Regions from separate parts of the Homo sapiens genome. Here all the other regions are linked to region 3. Evidence: read pairs that join two places in POLR2A ChIA-PET (ENCODE). Cell type or tissue: PC-9. All regions are shown on one strand.

Region 1 (8,000 bases), 210 kb after region 3:
CAGCTCAAGCAATCCTCCTGCCTTAGTCTCCCTGGTAGCTGGGACTAAGGCACTCGCCACTACACCTGGCTAATTTTTGGTAGAGATAGGATTTTGCCATGTCACCCAGGCTGGTCTCAAACTCCTGGGCTCAAGTGATCCTCCTGCCTCGGCCTCCCAAAGTGCGAGGATTACAGACATGAGTAACTGTGCCTGGCCCCCTACAGATCTTTAGGCCCCTCAGAATGAGATTGTGAGTGGCAGACAAGCTAGGGTGGGAAGCTGTGCCTCTGTCTTCCCAGTGTCTGCTCAGGGACAGACTCTGGTTTGGTCAATCAAAAAGAGAGCCTTTTCCTGTTGTTGGAGAGCATTAATCTCTGGACTTTGGGGTCCTCAAGAAGAGGGAGAGGGTTCCCATGCCATCATCTGTTCTTTTTTTTCTCCTTTTTTTTTTTTTTTTTTGAGATGGAGTCTCGCTCTGTCGCCCAGGCTGGAGTACAGTGGTGCAATCTTGGCTCACTGCAACCTCCGCCTCCCGGATTCAAGCGATTTTCCTGCCTCAGCCTCCTGAGTAGCTGGGATTACAGGTGTGCACCACCATGCCCAGCTAATTTTTGTATTCTTAGTAGAGACAGGGTTTCATCATGTTGGCCAGGCTGGCCTCGAACTCCTGACCTCAAGTGATCCACATGCCTCAGCCTCCCAAAGTGCTGGGATTACAAGCGTGAGCCACCACGCCCGGCCGCCATCATCTATTCTACTGCCTCTTCTTATTTTCTTTACTGTTTTTGAGGGTTCTTTGCCATTTCTTTTTTTCTTTTTCTTTTTTTTTTTTTGGAGACAGGGTCTTGCTCTGTCACCCAGGAAGTGTAGTGATGCAAATTTGGCTCACTGTAGACTCCACCTCCTTGGCTCAAGTGACTTTTCCACCTCAGCACCCCAAGAAGCTGGGACTACAGGTGCTTGCTACCACACCTGGCTAATTTTGCTATTATTTTAAGAGACAGGGTTTCGCCATGTTGCCCAGGCTGGTCTTGAACTCTTGAGCTCAAGTGATCACTCTGCCTCCACCTCCCAAAGTGCTGGGATTACAGGCATTAGCCACCATGCCCGGCCCATAACTTTCTTTTTATTTTATTTTATTTTACTTTACTTTATTTATTTATATTTATTTTTTGAGATGGAGTCTCGCTCTGTTGCCCAGGCTGGAGTGGAGTGGTGCGATCTTGGCTCACTGCAAGCTCTGCCTGGGTTCACACCATTCTCCTGCCTCAGCCTCCCAAGTAGCTGGGACTACAGGCGCCCACCACCACACCTGGCTAATTATTTTTCTTTTGTATTTTTAGTGGAGACGGGGTTTCACCGTGTTAGCCAGGATGGTCTTGATCTCCTGACCTCGTGATCCACCCGCCTCAGCCTCCCAAAGTGCTGGGATTACAGGCGTGAGCCACTGCGCCCGGCCCATAACTTTCTTTTTAAATTAGCATTGCATCTTAGTTATCTTTTCCTATTCCTACACCTATAATAATAATGAGAGCTGGCATTTACTATCTAAGCACTTTGCAGGTATTAATTCACTTCATCCTCATAAAAATTATGAGATTATTATCTCCATTTTTTTTTTTAAAGATAGGGTCTCATTATGTTGCCCAGGCTGGTTTTGAACTCCTGAGCTCAGACGATCCTCCTGCCTCAGCCTCCTGAGTAGCTGGGATTACTGGTTCAAGCCACCACATCCAGCTATCTCCATTTCACAGATGAGGTTCTGTTAACACCTGCATAGTATTTCCCTATAGGGATTTATCAAAATGTATCCAACCATGCTGCTTTTCACTATTATAAACAGTGCTGTGAGGAATATCTTTGTTCATCTTTGCACACTCCTGGAAATATTTTATAGCACAAATTCCTAGAAGTAAATTTGATGGGTCAAAGAGTACCTACATTTTTTGTTTAATAGATTTTTCCAAAATACAGTCCCATGTTACTTATCATCCACAGATTAGGAAAATGGCCTATTGGCCCCTCCTGGCATTTCTGTTTCTTCCTGGCCTGGGATGGGGTTTTAAGCCTCCCCCGGAAGCAGCCAAAGTGGTACAGAAGGGGAAGTTTCTGAGCAAATAACATTGTGCCACCGAGTTCTTCCTCCCCACCGTCCACTCATCCTCAGCCTCACCACAGGCTGCAGCCCAGAGCACTAAGGGAAAGTCTTCCCTCTCCTCTCTACTATTTTTTTTTCTCCTCTCTACTATTTTTTTTCTCCTCTCTACTTAATTTAACCTCTAGTCAAAAAGTACTGGGTTGGGAATGAAAGACTTAAATGAGCCCCAGCATGGTGGCTCATGCCCGAAATCCCAGAAGGCCGAGGTGGGTGGATCACCTGAGGTCAGGAGTTCAAGACCAGCCTGGACAACATGGTGAAACCCTGTCTCTACTAAAAATACAAAAATTAGCTGGGCATGGTGACAGGTGCCTGTAATCCCAGCTACTAGGGAGGCTGAGGCAGGAGAATCGCTTGAACCCTGGAAGCAGAGGTTTCAGTGAGCTGAGATTGCACCACTGCACTCCAACCTGGGCCACAGAGTGAGACCCTGTCTTGGAAAAACAAACAAACAAACAAACAAAAGTACTGGGTTGGGAATTAAAGCCTTAGTTGAGGCCAGGTGTGGTGGCTCACACCTGTAATCCCAGCACTTTGGGAGGCCAAGGTGGGCAGATCACCTGAGGTCAAGAGTTTGAGACCAGCCTGGCCAACATGGCGAAACCTTGTCTCCACTAAAAATACAAAAATTAGCCATCCCAGCCACTTGGAAGGCTGAAGCAGGAAAATCGCTTGAACCTGGGAGGTGGAGGTTGCAGTGAGCCGAGATTGTGCCACTGCATTCCAGCCTGGGTGACAGAGTGAGATTCTGTCCCCAAAAAATAAAATAAATATAAAGTGTTAGATGACCTGTTCTGGTACCTCAAGCGAGTGACTTAATTTCTCTGAGCCTGTTCCCTCATCAGTAGCATGGAGTGATCAAAATCCCTGTTCATCTAGTCTCCCTCAGGGACAGGAGGAGAAAATGGTGTCCGAGGGTGCTATGGTTCCTGCCAAGGGCCAGGCAGAGACTGGTGGTTTTGTTGGTTGAACTTTGGGCCAGCTTTGGGTGTACAGATGGATGGGACAAGACCAGACCCTGGCCATGGGGAGCTCAGGGCTTGGTTAATGGGGGAGGCCAAAGGAAAAGAGGTAGGAAGAACATAGAGAAGGATTGAGACAGGCTGAGCCTGGCAGTGGTGCCACTGCGTGTTCCCCAACAGAGAGCCCAGAGGACTTGCCTGGTCCTTCTAGGGCCATTTGGGAATCCCCCACTGACCTCCATCAGTGCCCTTAGCATAAAGGGCAGGCCCCGGACCCGACCTCTCACCCTGCCTGACATTCTTTTTCCAGGTACTTCTCTCTTCCTCTCCTGTGTCCTCCCTGTCCCACACCCCAGCTCAGCCTAGCCTGGAACATGAGCTCACAGGAAGTTGCTGTCTGATGGGGAACAGCTGTGGGTTCAAATCTCAGCCCTGCCATCTACCATCAGTAAGAACCTTGGGCCAGGTATCCTATACAACGGGGCAATGGGGACCATGGTCCTTGCTCTGTCTGGCTCATAATGAGATAATGACCATGAAGCCACATTGGCAAAGGACATATGAGTGTAAGCTGTCTTGCGTATCAGTGCTTCTCAAACTGACTGAAAAGCCCCTTTTTGTTTTTTCTTTTTTTTTTTTTCCAGACAGAGTCTCACTCTGTCACTCAGGCTGGAGTGCAGTGGTGTGATCTCAGCTCACTGCAAACTCCACCTTCCAAGTTCAAGCAAGTCTCTCGCCTCAGCCTCCTGAGTAGCTGGGATTACAAGCGTGTGCCACCATGCCTGCTAATTTTTGTATTTAGGAGAGACGGGGTTTCGCCGTGTTGGCCAGGCTGGTCTGGAACTCCTGACCTCAAGTGATCCTCTTGCCTCGGCCTGCCAAAGTGCTGGGATTACAGGCATGAGCCACTGCACAAGGCCCCTTTTTGCTTTTTTATTTTCAATCTACATAGACTTGTGAGTATGCAAAATACAACAGAAAATGAATTACTAGAAAAATTGAAGTGAAGGAAATATGTAAATTATATGCCCAGTTTGTTATTCTTTTTTTTTTTTTGAGATGGAATCTCGCTCTGTTGCCCAGGCTGGAGTGCAGTGGCACCATCTCAGCTCACTGCAAGCTCCGCCTCCCGGGTTAACATCATTCTCCTGCCTCAGCCTCCCGAGTAGCTGGGATTACAGGCATCCGCCACCATGCCCAGCTAACTTTTGTATTTTTAGTAGAGACGGGGTTTCACCATCTTGGCCAGGCTGGGCTCGAACTCCTGACCTCTTGACCCACCCGCCTTGGTCTCCCAAAGTGCTGGGATTATAGGCGTGAGCCACCGTGCCCAACCTAAATTTTTTTTTAATTGATATAAGTGCTTCTAGACACTCTGAATTTTTGTGTTTATCTTGTTGCAAACTCATAACAGAATCCCCAGCCTGGCAGTTGTCCATGGGCTACTCTCTGAGAAATACAGATACCTCGGTGCCCACTGGAGCCAAGCCTAGCATGGAGTCACAGGGTGGCTGCCTGTGCTCCGAGGGAGCTGGGGACATGGCAGCTATGTAGGCTGCTGGCACCCTGCTGGCACCCCAGCCAGTTGAATGACTCATTACTCTGGTTCCCCAGCCCCCGCCTTTGTTTCTCCAGCTCTTCCCTCCCAGAATACCTTCTGCCCTCTCTGTGTGACTAATTCTCACTTCGTCTTTTTTTTTTTTTTTGAGACAGAGTCTCACTCTGTCGCTCAGGCTGGAGTGCAGTGGCTCAATCTCGGCTCACCACAACCTCCACCTCCCAGGTTCAAGCAATTCTTGTGCCTCAGCCTCCTGAGTAGGTGGGACTACAGGCATAAACCACCGGATCCGGCTAATTTTTGTGTTTTTAGTAGAGATGGGGTTTCACCATATTGGCCAGGCTAGTCTTAAACTCCCGGCCTCAAGTGATCCTCCCACTTTGGCCTCCCAAAGTGTTGGGATTGCAGGCGTGAGCCACGGTGCCCGGCCTCCACTTTGTCTTTTGAGGTCCCCCTCAAGCACAGTTTCTTCTAGAGAGCCTTCCTTAACCCCCTGGGCTGCAAGTCCGGCCGCCCTTAACTGAACTTCCACAGTCCCAGGAACTGGGACTGGCCCCCTCTAGTTGCTGGAGGGCATGCCTCACTCTGCATACTGAGCTGCACAAAGGCAGGAGCCATGTTGCAAGCATCTGAGCATTCCCCACCTCTGCCTGAACAGAGGGCATGACATCAGCAGGCGGTTAATATGTGTACTGGGTGGGCAGATGGGTGGGTATTTGAGTGGATGGTTGGATGAATAGAAAGTTAGGTAGGTGTATACATGGAACGATGGATGGACAGATAGACATATTGGTAGATGAATGGACTGATGGAAGAAGAAATGGATAGATAGAGAGGGGGATGGATGGATGGGTGGATAAAGAGATAGATGGATGGATGATGGATGGATGGATAGATAGAAGAGATGGATTGATGGAAAAAGAGATGGGTGGATGGAGAGAGATGGATGGATGGATAGATAGAAGAGATGGACTGATGGAAGAAGAGATGGGTGGATGGATGGATGGATGGATGGATGGATGGAAGAAGAGATGGGTGGATGAAAGAAGAGATGGGTGGATAGTAAGGTGAATGGACAGATTGTAAATGAATAGACAGGTAGATGAACAGACAGATGGGTGGGTAGACTGACTATTAGAGTATAGATGAATTAATAGGTAAATAACTAGATGGACAGATGAATGGATGGCTGGACGGATGACTAGATACTCACTTGATCTCTACCCTGCTGTCCTTCCTCCCCTTCTTCTCCTCTTTCTCTACCTCCTCCTCCACTCTCATAGCCTCAGAGCACAAAGATCAATGATTTTCAGTTGAGACCAGAGGTAATCTACACAGGACTTTTTGTCCTACACAGGACTTGGTATTTGTATAATTTAGAAATGTATGAGCAATATGACTGATATTTATAGTATTATTAAACATAAATATAGGCCAGGCACAGTGGCTTACGCCTGTAATCCTGGCACTTTGGGAAGCCGAGGTGGGCAGATCACTTGAAGTCAGGAGTTTAAGACTAGCCTGGCCAACATGGCGAAACCCAATCTCTACTAAAAATACAAAAAAAAAAAAAAAATAGCTGGGCGTGGTGGTGCATTCCTGTGGTCCCAGCTACTCGGGAGGCTGAGGCAGGAGAATCGTTTGAACCCAGGAGGTAGAGGTTGCAGTGAGCCAAGATCCCGCCCCTGCACTCCAGCCTGGCCGACAGAATGAGACTCCGTCTCAAAATAATAATAATAATAATAATAATAAATACATATAGAAGCAGAAAGCCTATAAAAGTGTACTTCTTGCAAAGAAAAGTGGGTTTTTCGTTCCTAATATGTTGAATTCATAATTTAAAAAAATTAAGTTAAAATTATTGGCCAGGCACAGTGGCTCACGCTTGTAATCCCGGCACTTTGGGAGGCCGAGGCAGCAGGCAGATCACTTGAGGTCAGGAGTTCGAGACCAGCCTGGCCAACATGATGAAACCCCATCTCTACTAAAAATACAAAAACTAGCCAGGCATGGTGGTGCACACCTGTAGTCCCAGCTACTTGGGAGTCTGAGACAGGAGAATTGCTTGAACCTGGAAGGTGGCAGTTGCAGTGAGCCAAGATCGAGCCACTGCACTCCAGCCTGAGCAACAGAGTAAGACTCTGTCTCAAAAAAATTTTCCTTTTAAAGTAAATAATTATTTATTTATTTTTGAGATGAGATCTCACTCCGTCGCCCAGGCTGGTCTTGAACTCCTGGCCTCAAGCAATCCTCCCACCTCAGCCTCTCAAAGTGTTTTGGATTACAGGTGTGAGCCACTGCTCCTGGCAAACTCGTAATTTTTGGTAGAACAATTGGGGTACTTCTGATATGAAAACAAGTCTGGTCCAACTTCTTCACTTCGATATAGTCATATTTATCCAATTTTCGTTCATGGTTTGTTCACCCATTTTACAGATACAGAAACTGAGATCCAGACAGGGGAAGTGACTTCCCAACTTGCCGCCAGTTAAAGACACAGTTCGAGACTCCTCTCTCTCACTCTTGTCCGCTTCTCCATCCTCTTCTCACTCAGTGAGCTTTGTGAGAAGCTAACTGCCAAGTTAATCTTGCCAAGCTAACTTTGCCAAGTCCTTCCGTAGGCCTGATACATCATCTCCCTCGTCCCCGCACCTAGATGCCAATCTACCCCTAGCCACAGTAGTGGCTTCCTGAGTATGTAAGCTGGTGAGAGGAGCTGAGGGGTCAGTGAAAAGAGGCAGAGGCATGTTTCTCACTTTGAGGTGCTCAGGCTGTTTAGGGCACCATCAAACTCCAGACTATCAGCCAGACACCATGGCTCACGCCTGGAATCCCAGCAACTTTGGGAGGCTGAGGCAGGAGGATTGCTGGAGCCCAGGAGTTCGGAACCAGTTTAGGCAATATAGCAAGATCCTGTCTCTACAAAAAAAATAAAAATTAGCCTGGCATGGTGGCTCCCACCTGTAATCCCAGTACTTCGCGAGGTCAAGGCAAGAGGATGGCTGGAGCCCAGGTCAAAACCAGCCTGGGCAACATGACGAAACCCTGTCTCCACAAAAAAATTCAAAAATTAGCCAGGCACGTTGGCACACACCATGGCGGGAGGACTGCTTGAGCCCAAGGAGGTCAAGGCTGCAGTGAGATGTGATCTGGCCACTGTACCCCAGCCTGGGTGACAGAGTGAGACTTCATCTTAAAAAAAAAAAAAAACACTTTGGGAGGCCGAGGCAGGTGGATCACAAGGTCAGGAGATTGAGACCATCCTGGTTAACACGGTGAAACCCCGTCTCTACTAAAAATAGAAAAAAAATTAGCCGGGCGTGGTGGCGGGTGACTGTAG
Region 2 (8,000 bases), 240 kb before region 3:
CCAGGACAAGGCCTGAGGATAAATCCAGTTCAGGAGGAAGTCATTAAAAGCCCATCTGGGATCAAGCCACGTTGTCCTCTAATCCAGCTTGATCAGTGTTGTATAAGAAAGAATCTGTCTGGGTTTTGTCCTGATTCCTGGGAGGGAGACTCTAAGTCCTTGGAATGGGGTATCTTTGTTATTCATGAGCCCCTCAGACTATTCCTGAGTTGATACTAATGAGATGACTCAGCCCCGCAAAGATACATCATGTGATTTGAAGAGGGTTGCAGCTTTCATCCAGCCTGACCTCCAAGAACGGGGGCTAGAGACTAAGCTTGATCATACGGCCAATGACTCAATCAGTCATGACGATGTAATGAAATCCCAATAAAAACTCTGGCTGCTGAAGCTCAGTGAAGCTTCCTGGTTGGTGATCACATTGATGTGCTAGGGGAGGGAGGGGAGATGCTTCTTCATTTGGTCGGACCTGAGCTGTGTCCTTCATAATAAAACTGGGATAAAAATGGAGGATTTCCTGAGTTCTGTGAGTCTGTTAGCAAACGATCAAACTTGGCAGGGTCTTGGGAGTCCCTGAATTTGTAGCCAGTCGGTCAGAAGTGTGAGTGGGTTGGGGACCCCTGAACTTGTGGCTGGTGTCTAAAGAGGGAGCAGTTATGCTGGGGATGGTGTCCTTAACTTGTGGCATCCACCCCACCTCTGGTGGTTTGTGCCAGCACCATGCTGCAGTCATGGCCAGTAAGAAAGCTGACGTCTGAGGTTTTCTGTTTTGAGACAGAGTCTTGCTCTGTTGCCTAGGCTGGAGGGCAGTGGTGCAATCTTGGCTCACTGCAACTTCCACCTCCCAGGTTCAAGAGAGTCTCCTGCCTCAGCCTCCTGAGTAGCTGGGATTACAGGCACCCGCCACCACACCTGGTTAATTTTTGTATTTTTAATAGAGATGGGGTTCCACCATGTTGGCCAGGCTGGTCTTGAACTCCTAGCCTCAAGGGATCCACCCACCTCGGAATCCCAAAGTGCTGGGTTTACAGGCGTGAGCCAGCATGCCTGGCCGTCTGAGGCTTTTTCACACTGACTTCTGTGTGTTATTTCTCACTTGTTTCCATGCCGGGATGGGAAAGGAGATATGAACATTTGCCCCAACAAACCTCACCCCATGGGAAAGGGCAGGAGGCCCGGGTGTGGGAGAGTCAGCACCCTTGCAGATCTGTGACACAGGTGGGCCTCCTAGGCTCAGGGAGGGGCCAAGGCACTCACCAGTACAGCTTGGAGTGCTCCACCAGCGTGTAGGTGTCCCCGTCACCGATAAAGGTCCCACACGTGAGGCAGATGAAACACTCGGGGTGGTACTTCAGCTCCCCAGCCACCTGGTGCGGGGGTGAGGAGGGAACAGCCCAGCTCAGCAGACCCAACAACCCCCACAGATCCTCCCCTAGGCCTCTTCCAAGGGTGTCACCAAAAAAACAACTGCAGGGACCCGGCTGGCCAGCTGCTGAGCTCCTGGACAGAGCTGGCTCCATAGATGGGGGCGCTGAGGGATACAGACAGACAGTCAGGCTCAGAAAGCAGCTCCAAAGACCAGCAAAAAGGAGACCAGGAGAGACAATGATGGGAGAGAGACCTGGAGCATGGGGTCTGCTTGGATACCCCCACCCCAGGTGAGTGTGCAAGGCAGGGGGCGCTCACCATAACCAGTCCCTTGGTGATTTGCTCAGAGCACCCATGGCAGGACTCGCCATAGCGGGCCCAGTAGTCCTTCTTGCAGAAGAGCTGCCCATCCTTCTCATAGTACTGGTGCGACAGGGAGGCACTGCAGTCACAACACCTGCAGGAGAGGGGCCGGGCTGAGACGTCCACTCCCGCCCTCCTCCACCTCACCTGGGCCCCTGCCTCGGCTACAGGCACCTTTGTAAGAATTAGAACAAGTTTTCTTTTTGTTTGTTTTTTGAGACGGAGTCTTGCTCTGTCGCCAGGCTGCAGTGCAGTGGCTCGATCTCGGCTCACTGCAACCTCTGCCTTCCAGGTTCAAGTGATCCTCCTGCCTCAGCCTCCTGAGTAGCTGGGACTACAGGCACACACCACCATGCCCAGCTAATTTTTTGTATTTTTAGTAGAGATGGGGTTTCACCATCTTGGCCAGGATGGTCTTGAGCTCTTGACCTCGTGATCCGCCCACCTCGGCCTCCCAAAGCGGTGGCTCACACCTGTAATCCCAGCACTTTGGGAGGCCGAGGTGGGCAGATCACTTGGGGTCAGGAGTCTGAGACCAGCCTGGCCAACATGGCAAAACCCAGTCTCCACTAAAAATACAAAAACTAGCCAGGCATGGTGGTGGGCACCTGTAATCCCAGCTACTCGGGAGGCTGAGGCAGAAGAATCGCTTGAACCTGGGAGGCAGAGGTTGCAGTGAGCCAAAATTGTGCCACTGCACTCCAGCCTGGCGACAGAGTGAGACTCTGTCTCCAAAAAAAAAAAAAAGAAAAAGAAAAATAGAGGAGAATCCCCAGGTGTGCAGGGTCATCAAAGCCACGGTTCGCCTGTTTCCTCACTAGAGGCTACCAAGGAGGCCTGGTTGGTGGGGCCTTGAAGGGCAGATGGGGAGGAATGCCAGGCTGTAGGTGCCACAACACAGGCCAGGGTTAGACCTACATTCCCGGCTTTTTCCCAGCCAAGCATCCCGGTGGGGTGGGGACCAGCAGCCCTGCCCAGCCAGGATGAACAAATATAGAAATGTCAGTCTGGGATGGGCATGGTGGCTCATGCCTGTAATCTCAGCACTTCAGGAGGCGAAGGTGGGAGGATCACTTGAGGCCAGAGGTTTGAGGCCAGCCTGGGCAACACAGTAAGACCCCATCTCTTAAAAAATTATTAAAAAATTAGCCAGGATACAGTGGGTCCTGTACTCCCAGCTACTAGGGAGGCTGGGGAGGGAGGATCGCTTGAGCCCAGGAGTTGAAGGCTGCAGTGTGCTATGATTACACCACTGCACTCCAGCTGGGTGACACAGCAAGACCCTCTCTCTAAAAAATAAAATAAACCAAATGCGGGTGCCCCAGTGAACCCGCAGGCACACATGTGCCCCCCTGGGTCCTGCTGTGGGGGGGCATGTCTGGGTCAGGGTACAGACCCACACAGAGAACAGGCTAGGGGGTCCGTCCCGCTCTGCCACTGTTTGGGTGCTATGTGTCGGTCACACAGGGACAGAAGAACCAGGCTCCAAAGGGCCACAATCTAGGAGAGAGGCAGGTAGGAAAGACTGGGACCTGGATGAGATGAGGGACCTTAAGGGCTGTTTCCTACCCAGGAAACTCTCCACAGCCTGGGGCCTGCATGGGTATCACTCATGGGCTGTCTGCTAATGCTAATTAACTGTAACTAGGGAACTGGGGTTGAGGAGGGGAGTTCAGCAGTAAGCTGGTGGGACACTGTCCCTTTAAGAGGATCCAGCCACTTCCCCTTTGTCTGGGAGCCTAGGGGAAGGGGTGGGAGTAAAGGGGGAGCAGAAAATGCCAGGGTTTGGAAGCATGTGGGTGAGGGGTGCATCCAGGAAGGGAGGCCTGGTGCATTCCTCCATGGGGGTGGGGAATGCGGAGGCTGGGCCACCGGAGGTGGTGGCGGTGGCAGGGGCGGCAGGAGACGCCACGTCAGGGTCACTGCCCCACTCGGTGCACAGCAGGGGGCCGGCAGTTCACCGGATCACCGCGGGGGTGGGGCGGAGGACGGAAGTTGGTGAGGGGGGTGGTCTACAGGGCACCTCCCGTCCCAGGGCTCTAACCTAATTCGAAAGGGAAAGGAGTGCTGCAGCCGGGAGGCCAGGCCGACTTTGGGTCCTGCCCTCGCAGAAGCCCCCACGCCTGGTGCAGACCAATGACTCGCTTCCTGCCCTTACACCGATCACACATGACCTCGGTCACAGGGGTGCCACATCACAGGAGTGCCCCTCACTCCTGCCTGCAGGAAGCAGGGCCCCCGCATACCTCTGCAGTGGGCGGTGGGTGGGTGGGGGATTAGGAATTGCTGTAACCAAGTGTCCCCATCCCGGGGAGGGAACGCTCTTCCACAACCTGGAAACTGCTACTGGTCCATTCACTCGCTCACGCAGAAACTCACAAACCTTCATCACTGTTGCTCACTTTCAGCAGCTGTGAAAGACCCGGCGGTGATGACTCACCCGAGGGTTTGAGTGCACTTGGCTTCCCTCCGGTCACCACTTCCTTGATGCCTGTTCTACCAGACACTAGGTCTGCCCACCAGTGTCTGCCACTGACCTGCCAGCTCCCCGCGGCCCCAGGCTGGGCATCCACAAAGCTTGGCCCAGGAGAGAGCATAAGTGATTCCTGCCGGCGAGGCCCCCGCTGTGCACCCAGCATCCTCAGAACTGCCCCGAGACCCCGTCTCTGCCTCCATTGCAGACAGGGCACCCAGGCCTGGCCCAGGCTGACTTGGTGGCTCAGTGGCTGGGGCTCGGGGCCTCAGTGAACCTTTGCGGATGGAGAGCACGCCGGAGTTCCTGTCCCTGCCCCTGCCCCGCCCCTCACCCCTCAGGCCTGCATTCTGGCAGGAGCTAGAGGCTGACGGGCCTGGCTCTCTTGAGTGCCCCACACAGAGTGCCTGACTGTCCCTAAGAAGGATGTCAAGGGAGGTGCGCCAGGTACTGAGGCTGTGCAGAGCTGCCCTGGGGACAGCCAGAGAGGAACTCCCTCGGGGGAGAGCCATGCCCTGGCCCCACTCCAGGGTACCCCTCCCTGAGAGCAGGGTAGGACAAAGCCAGGCTGGGGCAGGAGAAGGGGGAGGCACCCGGAGGGCATGAAAGGGGTGCTCTGCAGCCCAGGTGGCTGGCTGGGCTGGGAGACAGCGGTGGCTTCCATAATGACAGGAGTGGAGAATCATCGTTCTACCCAGGGCCACATCCCTGGCCACCAGGTGTGAAGAAACAGCAGGTGGAGGACCGGCCTCATGGGGAGACTGTCCTGGAAGGACCCACAGCTTTGGCAGTGGCCTGCTCCCAGGCTGCAGCCGACAGTAACCAAGGAGTTTCAGTTCTGCCCCAGAGCCTGGACCTAGGTGGGTCGGCTTCCAGCCCCAGGCCTTACACCAGGGGCCCTGCCTGGAGCCCAGGACAAGTAGGGAGGGGGATTCCCACTTACTTAGCCCTCTGGAGGAAGCGGCGTCTTCTTGGGGCTGAAGCCAACAGCATCCTCTGTGGCTACACTGGGGGCTCTGGAGGTCTAAGGGAGGGCAGGGGTGGCCAGACCAGCTGCTTCCCCATCCTCCCTCAGGGGCTCAGGATTGGAGGCTGCAGAGGGTGGGGCCAGCGTGGCTGCAGCGCACAGGAGGAGGCTGCAGCCGCGTGGGTGCCAGGGGACTTGGTCTGAGCCTGCAACAGGAAGTGGCTGAAGCACCCTTTGCCTGGGCTTTGGTGCGGGTGGGGAGCGAGCGATCTAGGCTTGGACCCCAGGCAGGGAGCCTGTGGCCCGTCCCTGGCCCTCAGTCCTGAACACACGCTGTAGGCTCCTCAGCCTCGGCCCTGGCAACGGCACTGAAGGCCTCAGGCTTCTCTGGGGACAGGGACAAGCTCAAAAGCAGCTGCCTCTTCCACTGCTGCCCCCAAGGGAACAGAGGTCGACTTCCTATGGACAGTTTGTCTTCGCCAAAAAGGTCCCCTGAAGAAAGGGAGGTTGCATCCCGCCGCTGCTCCAACCCCACAGGCCAGCAGCATGCTCAGCCCTCCTTGCCCAGGGCCAGCCCACCCAGCTGCCAAGGAGATGCTACCAGGGATGCGGCAGCCCTGGGGGTTGTGCACAGGAGGCTTCCTGGAGGGGACCTCGCAGAGGCAGTATGTGAGCCAAAGGGAAGCCTGGACCAGTCCAAGCCTGGTCATAACCTTCCGGGAGGCAGGGCCTGCAAGGGGCTGGGAGGTCAGAACACAGAAAGGGGCAGGCCCCGGAGTGACAACCCTCAGGGCTAATACCAGAGGTCCCATGGGCCTGCAGCAATTGTCCCACTCTACAAAGAGGGGCAGCATCTGGTCCCGGCTGAGCCCTCCAGCAGCCTGCAGGCCCCCATCACAGCACTTATGACCCTGTCTGTCCTATCAGCGTGGGACTTCCTCAAGAGCAGGGGCCAGGGGACAGGAGCAGCTCTCAGATGCTCAGGTTATGACATTCAAAGATGCACAGCTGCCTGTGCGCAGTGGCTCATGCCTGTAACCCCAGCACTTTGGGAGGCTGAGGTAGACAGATCGCTTGAGGTCAGGAGTTTGAGGCCAGCCTGGCTAACATGGTGAAACCCCGTCTCTATTAAAAACACAAAAATTAGCCAGGTGTGGTGGTGGGCGCCTGTAGTCCCAGCTACCAGGAAGCTGAGGCAGGAGAATCGCTTGAACCCGGGAGGCGGAGGTTGCAGTGAGCTGAGATCACGCCACTGCACTCCAGCCTGGGCAACAAAAGCGAGACTCTGTCTCAAAAAAAAAAAAAAAAAAAAAAAAAAAAAGCTGTACAGCCAACGGCACCTTCCACGGGGCCCACAAGGCTCTATGCACCCCTGGCCACTGACTGCACTCCCGCACGCTGGCTTTGTGGTCCTCAGTTGTGCCAAGCACATTCCCACCCCAAGGCCTTTGCACATGCACCGGCCCTACCCCCGACATCCTCTAAACACTGCTCCCTTCAATTCTGTCCCTTAAACATCACTTCCTGAGAGTGCTGTCCCCCAATACCTGACACTACATTTGTTCACTGAGTGTCTTGCCCACTAGAAGGCAGGGACCCTGTTGGTCTGGGAGGTGTGGGACTAAGCTGTGGTTACACTGTAGGCTCTGAAGCCAGGCTGCCTCGGTTCGAGTCCTGATTCTACTCCTCACGCGCTGTGAGACTTTTGGCAAGTGACTGAACTCTGCACCTCATTTGTAAAATCGCTTTTTAAAAATTTGAGACAGTGTCTCGCTCTGTTGCCCAGGCCAGAGTGCAGTGGCGTGATCACAGCTCACTGCAGCTTCGACATCCTGGGTTCAAATGATCCTCCCATCTCAGCCTCCTGAGTAGCTGGGACTACAGGTACGCACCACCACGCCTGGCTAATTTTTTTGTAGAGATGGAGTCTCACTATGTTGCCTAGGTTGATCTCAAACTCCTGGCCTCAAGCAGTCCTCCTGCCTCAGCCTCCCAAAGTGCTGGGATTACAGGCGTGAGTTACCAGCCTTGGCCTTAAAATCGCTTTAATATTGCCGGGCACGGTGGCTCACGCCTGTAATCCCAGCACTTTGGGAGGCTGAGGTGGGCGGATCACGAGGTCAGGAGATCGAGACCATCCTGGCTCACACAGCGAAACCTCGTCTGTACTAAAAATACAAACAAACAAAAAAAAATTAGCCGGGTGTGGTGGTGGGCGCCTGTAGTCCCAGCTACTTGGGAGGCTGAGGCAGGAGAATGGTGTGAACCCGGGAGGCAGAGCTTGCAGTAAGCCGAGATTGCGCCACCGCACTCCAGCCTGGGCGACAGAGCGAGACTCAAAAAAAAAATCGCTTTAATAAATAAATAGCACCCCCTTACTGGGTTGTTGTGAGAGGGGCCTAATGCAGAGTGGGCACGCCATAATTATTTGCAAGTGACTGACTCAGGGACCCTAGGAAGTTCCACTGGGAGGGGCATGCAGAGGGGCCAGGAAAGTGGAAATCACTGGCCACCTCCCCAGTGGGGCTGGAGGCTGCAGACCCCTCATGGCCTTATCACATTGCCCCTGCCCGAACACCTTCAGAGGGGTGAGGGGCCCTGGAACAAAGGTCTCAGTGCATGAAATGAGGTCTGGGCCGGGCCCAATGCCTCAAGCCCAGGGCCCGAGGGAGACTAAGCAGAGTCTAGCACCTTGGGCATCCCACTGAGAGCCAGCCTGGCTGTGGTCAGCCATGCACCCAGGTGAGCAGTGACCCCCTCTGAGCTGCTCTGCTCACTGTCACGCGGTGAGGACCACCAGCTTTGGGGACTGTTGGGAGTATCACACCC
Region 3 (8,000 bases):
ATTTTTCAAAACAAAATAAGCTACAAATGGGACAAAATTGCTTTCAAATAAGTGCAAACTTGTAAAAAAGAAACCACTCAGGGTGCAAAAATTTTATTAATTCACAAACCAATGTGTGGAAATCATTATTGCAACCAGTTTTCAGGCAATTCACTTGGACATGATTTTCACCCGACATGGAAATTCACATGGGAATTCACATGGAATTCACCCGACATGATTTTGAAATTTGAATTTTAAAAAGCTCACTGCCAAATGTAAAGAAAAATCTTTGCTTCCTTAAAATTAATTCAAAAATTTTTGAATAAAAATGAATGGAAATACTTTAAAAATGTTTTAAAAGGGATATAAAGTCGTCAAACCATCCCATGGTTCAAAAACATTATTCATCCCAAAATAAAGTGCCGAGAAATGGACAAAAAAGCATAAATGCAGGCCGGACACAGTGGCTCACACCTGTAATCCCAGCATTTTGGGAGGCTGAAGGAGGATCGCTTAAGCCTAGGAGTTCAAAGCCAGCCCTACAGCATAACAAGACCCCTGTCTCTACCAAAAAAAAAAATACAAAAATTAGGCAGGAGTGGTAGTGAACACCTGTAGTCCCAGCTACTCAGGAGGCTGTGGTGGGAGGATTGCGTGAGCCCAGGAGGTGGAGGCTGCAGTGAGCTGTGTTTGCGACACTGTACTCCAACCTGAGTGACAGAGCAAGACTGTGTCTCAAAAATAAATACCTAAATAAATTTGAAAATAATCAACATATAACAAAAAGCAATGGAAATTATTCATAACATTCACCAATTCATTTATCAACCAATTTGTTCAGAACCAAACTTTTTAGACATTTGTTTTCTGCCAGCTCACCTAGACCTTTCTCTGCGACATTCTCCCAGCACCCCTGCCCCATCCTCATCCACTCCCTCTTTCTCTAGTTGCTCTTTTTATTTTTGTTTTTGTTTTGTTTTGTTTTGTTTTGTTTGAGACAGTCTCACTCTATCACCCAGGCTGCAGTGCAGTGGAACATTCTTGGCTCACTGCAACCTTTGCTCCCAGGTTCAAGCGATTCTCCCACCTCAGCCTCCCGAGTAGCTGGGACTACAGGCGCACACCACCAGTCCCGGCTACTTTTTGTATTTTTAGTAGAGATGGGATTTTTACCATGTTGGTCAGGCTGGTCTTGAACTCCTGACCTCAGGTGATCCACCTGCCTTGACCTCCCAAAATGCTGTGATTACAGGCATGAGCCACCCCGCCCAGACTCGCCTCAGCTTCTTGAGTAGACTACAGATGCATGTCACCAAGGCTGGCTAATTTAAAAAAAAATTTTTTTTTTGTAGAGGCAGGATCTTGCTATGTTGCGCAGGCTGGTCTTCAACTTCTGGCCTCAAGCAATCCCCCTTCTTCAGCCTCCCAAAGTGCTGGAATTACAGGTGTGAGCTACCACGCCCGGCATCTACCTGCTCTTTTGTCTCATGTCCTAAAGCAAATGTTTCCAGGACATTTCCTAGGGTTTCACAAAGTTAGAAATAAAATAAGAAAAAATAAAATGTTCCTCAAAGCCCCCTCACCTCTCTGTTTAAACCATACTGTGGGTCGGGCACAGGGGCTCACACCTACAATCCCAGCACTTTGGGAGGCCAAGGCAGGTGGATCACCTGAAGTCAGGAGTTCGAGACCAGCCTGGCCAACATGGCGAAACCCTGTCTCTACTAAAAATGCAAAAATTAGCCGGGTGTGGTGGTGCATGCCTGTAATCCCAGTTACTCAGGAGGCTGTGGCAGGAGAATCGCTTGAACCTGGGAGGCGGAGGTTGCAGTGAGCCAAGGTCACGCCACTGCACTCCAGCCTGGGTGACAGAACAAGACTGTGTCTCAGAAAAATAAATAAATAAATAAATAGTAAACCATATTGTTGAAAGAAGTCCTGCAGCCCCTCACGGCCACCACCAGCCACCGCCACTGCCCTGGCCCAAGTCACCAAGCAAAGCCAAAAGCTGTGAGAGCCTGGGGGAAATGTTTGCAACGCTGCAAACAGTATCCACAATCTGAAGTATCCAAGGAACTCTTACAAATCAGTAAGATAAAATTAAATGACCCACATGGAATTTTGGTTAGCCAGAAGGAGTGAGTTCAAGACATGTGTTGTACATCACACTAACTATAGTTGATAACAATCTCGTGTACACTTGAAAATTGCTGGCTAGGCACTGTTGTTCAAGCCTGTAATCTCGCTCAGCACTTTGGGAGGCCAAGGCAGGTGGATTGCTTGAGCTCAGGAGTTGGAGACCAGCCTGGGAAGCATATTGAGACCTTGTCTCTATTTAAAAAAAAAAACGCAAAAATTAGCCAGGCATGGTGGCACGCACCTGTGGTCCCAACTACTTGGAAGACTGAGGTAGGAGGATTTCTTAAGCCCAGAAGGCAGGGGTTACAGTGAGTGGAGATTGCACCACTGCACTCCAGCCTGAGCAACAGAACAAGATCCAGGCAGGAGGGAGGGAGGGAAGGAAAGAATGAAGGAGGGAAGGCGGGAAGGAGGGAAGCAGGGAAGGGAGGGAGGGAGGGAAGGAAGGAAGGGAAAAGAGAGACAGAAAGAGGGAAAGGAAAGGAAAGGAAGAAAGGAAGAAAGAAAGAGAAAGAAAGAAAGAAGGAAAGGACGGAGGGAGGAAGGAAGGGAGGGATAAAAGAGAGAAAGAAAGAGAGAGAGGAAGGGAAGGAGGAAGGGGGAAGGAAGGGAGGAAGGAAGGGAGGAAGGATGGAAGGAAGGGAGGAAGGTTGCCAAGAGAGTAGATTTTAAATGTTCTCACTGCAAACTAATGATATGAGTATGTGAGGTGATGCATAAGTTAAAGGGCTTGCTTAGTCATTCAACAATACATCCCTATATCAAAATGTCATGTCATACACCATTAATATATACGGTTGTTCCTTGTCAGTTAAAAATAGGGAAAGGGAAAAAAATCAAACGACCCAATGGAATACAACAGCAAAAGCCATTCACAGAAAAGGAAACTCCAGGAGCCAATAAACTGATGGAAAGAGGTTCAACCTCATTAGTCATTAGGGAGGAATGCACATTGAAACCACAGTGAGATATGATCTCACCCTCATTTGCAAAAACAAAAAAGTCTACAGCACACGTGCGTTGATGACTCTGTAGGCTAACCAGAGTCTCAGACACTGCCTGTACCCTGATTCAGTAGTGCCCTTCTGGTTTTTAGTCTCTGGGTGCCACCCATGGTAAGAATTGTATTAAACAGCCTGGACGCAGTGGCTCACATCTGTAATCCCAGCACTTTGGGAGGCCAAAGTGGGAAGATCGCTTGAGGCCAGGAGTTGGAGACCAGCCTGGACCACATAGGGAGACCCAGTCTCTATGAAATATTTTTAAAAATTAGCTGAGCATAATAGTGCATGCCTGTCAACTCAGCCACTCAGGAGGCTGAGGCAGGTGGATCACTTGAGCCCAGAAGGTTGAGACTGTAGTGAGCTAGGATTGTGCCACTGCACTCCAGCCTGGGCGACAGAGTGAGATCTTGTCTCTAAAAAGAAAAAAAAAGAAAAAAAAAGTATTGCACAAAGCTGTTCATTAAACACACATGTGAAACTGAAGCAAGAGCCTAACAAAACAATAATTACTCCTACTACATGCAGTATGCTCTTCTAATATCTGTTCATTCTATTTCACAACCAGCTGAATTGTTTTCACTACCCTCCAGTGGGTTAAAGCATTCCTTCCAGAAACATCCACTTGTGAACAAAGAGACATGTGCATGGCAATGTTATTTCCTATCCCCAGGAAAGGGGAGCTGTATCAGCTGGGTGTGTCAGCTTGAGGCTTGAGGGATGACTAAGCGGTGGTGAAAACGAACCCAGTCCGCAAGCATCAACACAGAAAGAGCTCATAAATGGCTGGGCATGGGGGCTCATGCTGGTCATCCCAGCACTTTGGGAGGCCAAGGCGGGCAGACCACTTGAAGTCAGGAGTTTAAGACCAGCTGGGTAACTTGGTGAAATCCCATCTCCACTAAAAAGACAAAAAATTAGCCGGGCCTGGTGGTGCATGCCTGTAGTCCCAGCTGCTCGGGAGGCTGAGGCAGGAGAATCGCTTGAACCCAGGAGGCGGAGGTTGTAGTGAGCCGAGATCGCGCCTCTTCACTCCAGCCTGGGCGACAGAGCAAGACTCCATCTCAAAAAAAAAAAAAAGCCACTGAAGCAGAGTTGAAGGAAGAGTGGGGCAACATGGCAAAACCCCACCTCTACGAAAAATACAAAAAAAAATTAGCTGGGTGTGGTGGTGCACGTCTGTAGTCCCAGCTGCTCGGGAGGCTGAGGTGAGGGGATTTTCCCGGCTGGAAAATAGTGCAAAGGCCCTGTGATAGCCTTGGCACAGTCCAGGAACAGCAGAGGCCAGAGTGGCGGATCAAGGAAAAGAGACGCTACAGATAAGGAGAGGAAAGAAGCTGGATTTTAGGTTTTAAGCAGGGGCGTAAACTCATCAGATGGATACTGTAAAAACGCCACTCTGGCTGGGCTCAGTTTGTTAACTATTGAAACGCTCATGAAGAAATACATGGGGAGTTATTACACTAGTCTCTTCTTTTGTGTGTGTTTGAGATTTTCTTCTTCTTTTTTTTCTTTTAGTTTTTTCAGACAGAGTCTTGCTGTGTTGCCCAGGCTGAAGTGCAATGGCGTGATCTTGGCTCACTGCAACCTCTGCCTCCCCGGTTCAAGTGATTCTCCTGCCTCAGCCTCCCAAGTAGGTGGGATTACAGGCATGCACCACCATCCCTGGATAATTTTTGTACTTTTAGTAGAGACAGGGTTTTGCCATGTTGGCCAGGCTGGTCTTGAACTCCTGATCTCAAGTGATCCACCCACCTTGGCCTCCCAAAGTACTGGGATTACAGGTGTGAGCCACCGCACCTGGCTGGTGTAGTTTGAGTCCACAGGATTTGCTGATGAACAGGGTGCGAGATGGGAGAAAAACAGCTTGAGCTGAGCCCCTGAGTGCAAGGTGGTTCAGGGGCATTTGCAGAGACGGGCCCTGAAGAGGAGCAGATTTGGGAGTGGAAAGAATCACTCTCGGGTCTGGGCTCGTTGCCAGACCTGTGGCCTCCAAGGAGATGTCAGTTTCATGGCTGGGTGAACAAGTCCAGAGTTCAGGGGAGAGCCAAGACTAGAAGTCATCAATTTGGGAGTCACCCACAAATAAACAGTATTTAAAACCACGGGACTAGATGAGATCACCTAGGAAGTGGGTGTACACAGAGAAGGAAGAAGACCCAGGACAGAGCCGGGGGCCTCTCCTAAGCTTAGAGGTAGGAGAAGAGCAAGGAGGAGGCGGTGAAGAAGATGAGGTAGGAAGAAAACTCCAAGGAAGGGAAGTTGCCATCTGGTCCTCAACAGCCCCCACACCCCATCAGCACCAAGGTCACCCCCTCCTCAGCAGCCCCTGACTCTTGACACTCCAGCTCTTGCCAAGTAACTGCAACAGCCTCGGAACTTGCGGTTCACCCAGCTGGCTCTCCCTGCCGCCTTCTGGAGCCATCTTGGTAAAATGCAAATCTGAAGCCACAACTCCCCATTACACATTCAGGGTTAGAAAGCACGTCCATAGACCAGGCGTGGTGGCTCATGCCTGTAATCCCAGCACTTTGGGAGGCCGAGGCAGGCAGATCACCTGAGGTCAAGAGTTTGAGACCAGCCTGGCCAGCGTGGCAAAACCCCATCCCTACTAAAAATACAAAAAAAATTAGCTGGGCGTGGTGGCACATGCCTGTAGTCCCAGCTACTTGGGAGGCTGAGGCAGGAGAATTGCTTGAACCCAGAAGGCAGAGGTTGCAGTGAGCCAAGATTGCACCACTACACTCCAGCCTGGGCAACAGAGTGAGACTCCATCAAGAAAGGAAGGAAGGAAGAAAGGAAGGAAGAAAGGGAGGGAGGGAGGGAAAGGAAAGGAAAGGAAAGGAAAGGAAAGGAAAGAAAGAAAGAAAGAAAGAAAGAAAGAAAGAAAGAAAGAAAGAAAGAAAGAAAGAAGGAAGGAAGGAAAGAAAAGAAAGAAAGAAAAAGAAAAGAAGGAAGGAAGGAAGGAAGGGAGGGAGTCCATAGCCTGGGGACCAAGCTCTCCATGGCCTGGGTCCTGCACACATCAAAATGGACACCTGTAACATTCCCCGCTCATCACACAGGTGCACATGAAGGAACACACGCCCTCACACCCCAGGAGCAGCACAGGAGCCCGCACTGTGGCAGGCCAGGTCTCCCCAACAACTGTTTCAGTACTGACTGAGTGGTTAATTTAAATATTAAAAGCCAGTGCCCTTATACAAAGGCTGGGATGTAACAAAAGCCCACCAAGAGTTTTGCCCAGGCCTTTCCTGGGCCTTAAATCACGACAAAATAATGAAGGAATTCTTAACAGGACCATTTAGAATTAAGCAAGTTTTATTTTGGGTCTGAAGAAACTCCCCAGGCCTCCACAAACAAATTTATTGGCGGTCTGAAGGAACTCCTCAAACCTCCATGATTTAGCAGGAGATAACAGGAATCACCCCAGCACCTGGACCCATTTAGATAAGTAAATTTACTGAGGTTCCAGAGGAAGAGCTTCGGGACTCAGACCTTAGTCATGGATTAAAAGAAATTAATCACTTATGTCTTCAGATGAATGCACACTTACACATAGACGTATAGCTTAGAAGGTGTATAAGCTCTGGAAAACTTTGTAACTTTGAGTTAGTCGGGTGATAATTTCCACGCCTTCTCCCTGTAAACGGTTACAGAAATAAAAACTCTCTTCCTCCCCAGTTTGTGTGCATCTCGTTATTGGGCCACAAGAAGTAGCAGCCCGACCCTCAGTTTGGTCTGGGAACAGTACCACAAGCCATTCTCCCCTCCCTCCTTCCTGGATGGAAAGCTCACACCCCACACCTGAGCCTCAAAGTGCCAGATCACAGTTTCCCAGCTTCTGTGGCTTCTGGAAATACCCTCCTCCCATAGAAAGAAAGAGAAAGGCCAGGTAGGTTCCTCACACATGTAATCCCAGCATTTTGAATGCCAAGGAGGGAGGATGGCTTGAGCCCAGGAATTGGAGACCAGCCTAGGCAACATAGCAAGACCCCATCTCTACAATTTTTTTTTTTTAATTAACCAGGCTTGGTGGCAAGCACCTGGAGTCCCAGCTACCCAGGAGGCTGAGGCAGAAGGATTGCTTGAGCCCAGGACGTAGAGGCTGCAGTGAGCTAGGATTGTATCACTGCACTCCAGCCTGAAAACAGAGCAAGACCCCTCTCAAAAAAATAAAATTAAAATTAAAAATATAAAGGACAAAAGGGAGAGAGGGAGGGAGGAAGGGAGGGAGGGAGGGAGGGAAGGAGAAACAAGGAAAAGCTCCTGCCATTCCTAGCCTACTTTGGGCTTTGTTTTGTTTGTATTTTTTTCTTTGAGATGGACTCGCTCTGTTGCTAGGCTGGAGTGCAATGGCGCAATCCTGGCTCACTGCAACTTCCGCCTCCCAGGTTCAAGCAATTCTCCTGCCTCAGTCTCCCGAGTAGCTGGGACTACAGGTGCCCGCCAGCATGCCCAGCTAATTTTTGTATTTTTAATAGAGACAGGTTTTCGCCATGTTGGCCAGGCTGGTCTCGAACTCCTGACTTCAAGCGATCCACCCACTTCGGCCTCCCAAAGTGCTAGGATTACAGGCATGAGCCACCACACCTGGCCTGCCTTGGGCTTTGAATGTAAGGATGCAAGGAATGTTCAAGTTGCTGCCACCATTTGTGACCAGAAGGAGCCAACAGTGCAAACACACAATGTGGCAAGTGAGAGGTTGGCACCAGGGCCCTTGTGAGATCAGTGGGCCCCTGGCCTGGCCCCTGTGCTGCTGACCACTGGCCTTCTTGCTGTAAGAAAAATACCAAACCCCTAATATTTAAACCACTTGGGGTTGGTTTTTGTCGTGTTTTTTTTTGTTTTTTTTTTTTTGTTTTTTTGAGACAGTGT

Evidence for each region. Peaks named below come from ENCODE experiments on the same cell type or tissue, not always from the same donor. Only the 100,000 strongest peaks of a DNase experiment are listed, where the experiment ranks them.
Region 1: POLR2A ChIA-PET joins it to region 3 with 12 read pairs; 3 of 35 experiments call an interaction of 5 or more read pairs at or near these places.
Region 2: POLR2A ChIA-PET joins it to region 3 with 13 read pairs; 2 of 35 experiments call an interaction of 5 or more read pairs at or near these places.

What each region holds. Positions count from the first base shown.
Region 1 is chr7:73,633,218-73,641,217 of GRCh38, reverse strand. It overlaps a transcript of MLXIPL not described here. Among named protein-coding and RNA genes, the nearest start is that of MLXIPL, 13 kb to the right of the region's middle. RefSeq lists enhancers at 4,545-4,839, 4,796-5,645. In PC-9, no CTCF peak of the experiment used is centred here; a DNase peak (open chromatin) is centred at 4,707; H3K27ac peaks cover 479 bases.
Region 2 is chr7:74,090,447-74,098,446 of GRCh38, reverse strand. LIMK1 (LIM domain kinase 1) reads right to left here. Exons shown (of 16, transcript NM_002314.4): 3 at 1,687-1,825; 4 at 1,258-1,367. Among named protein-coding and RNA genes, the nearest start is that of LIMK1, 11 kb to the right of the region's middle. RefSeq lists enhancers at 3,492-4,032, 4,212-4,421, 5,082-5,191, 5,115-5,656, 7,312-7,812 and 1 more. In PC-9, no CTCF peak of the experiment used is centred here; a DNase peak (open chromatin) is centred at 4,166; H3K4me3 peaks cover 1,913 bases; H3K27ac peaks cover 4,374 bases.
Region 3 is chr7:73,846,757-73,854,756 of GRCh38, reverse strand. No RefSeq gene overlaps it. Among named protein-coding and RNA genes, the nearest start is that of METTL27, 8.2 kb to the right of the region's middle. RefSeq lists a silencer at 3,170-3,229. In PC-9, a CTCF peak has its summit at 3,492; DNase peaks (open chromatin) are centred at 3,016, 3,786 and 5,186; H3K4me3 peaks cover 445 bases; H3K27ac peaks cover 4,498 bases.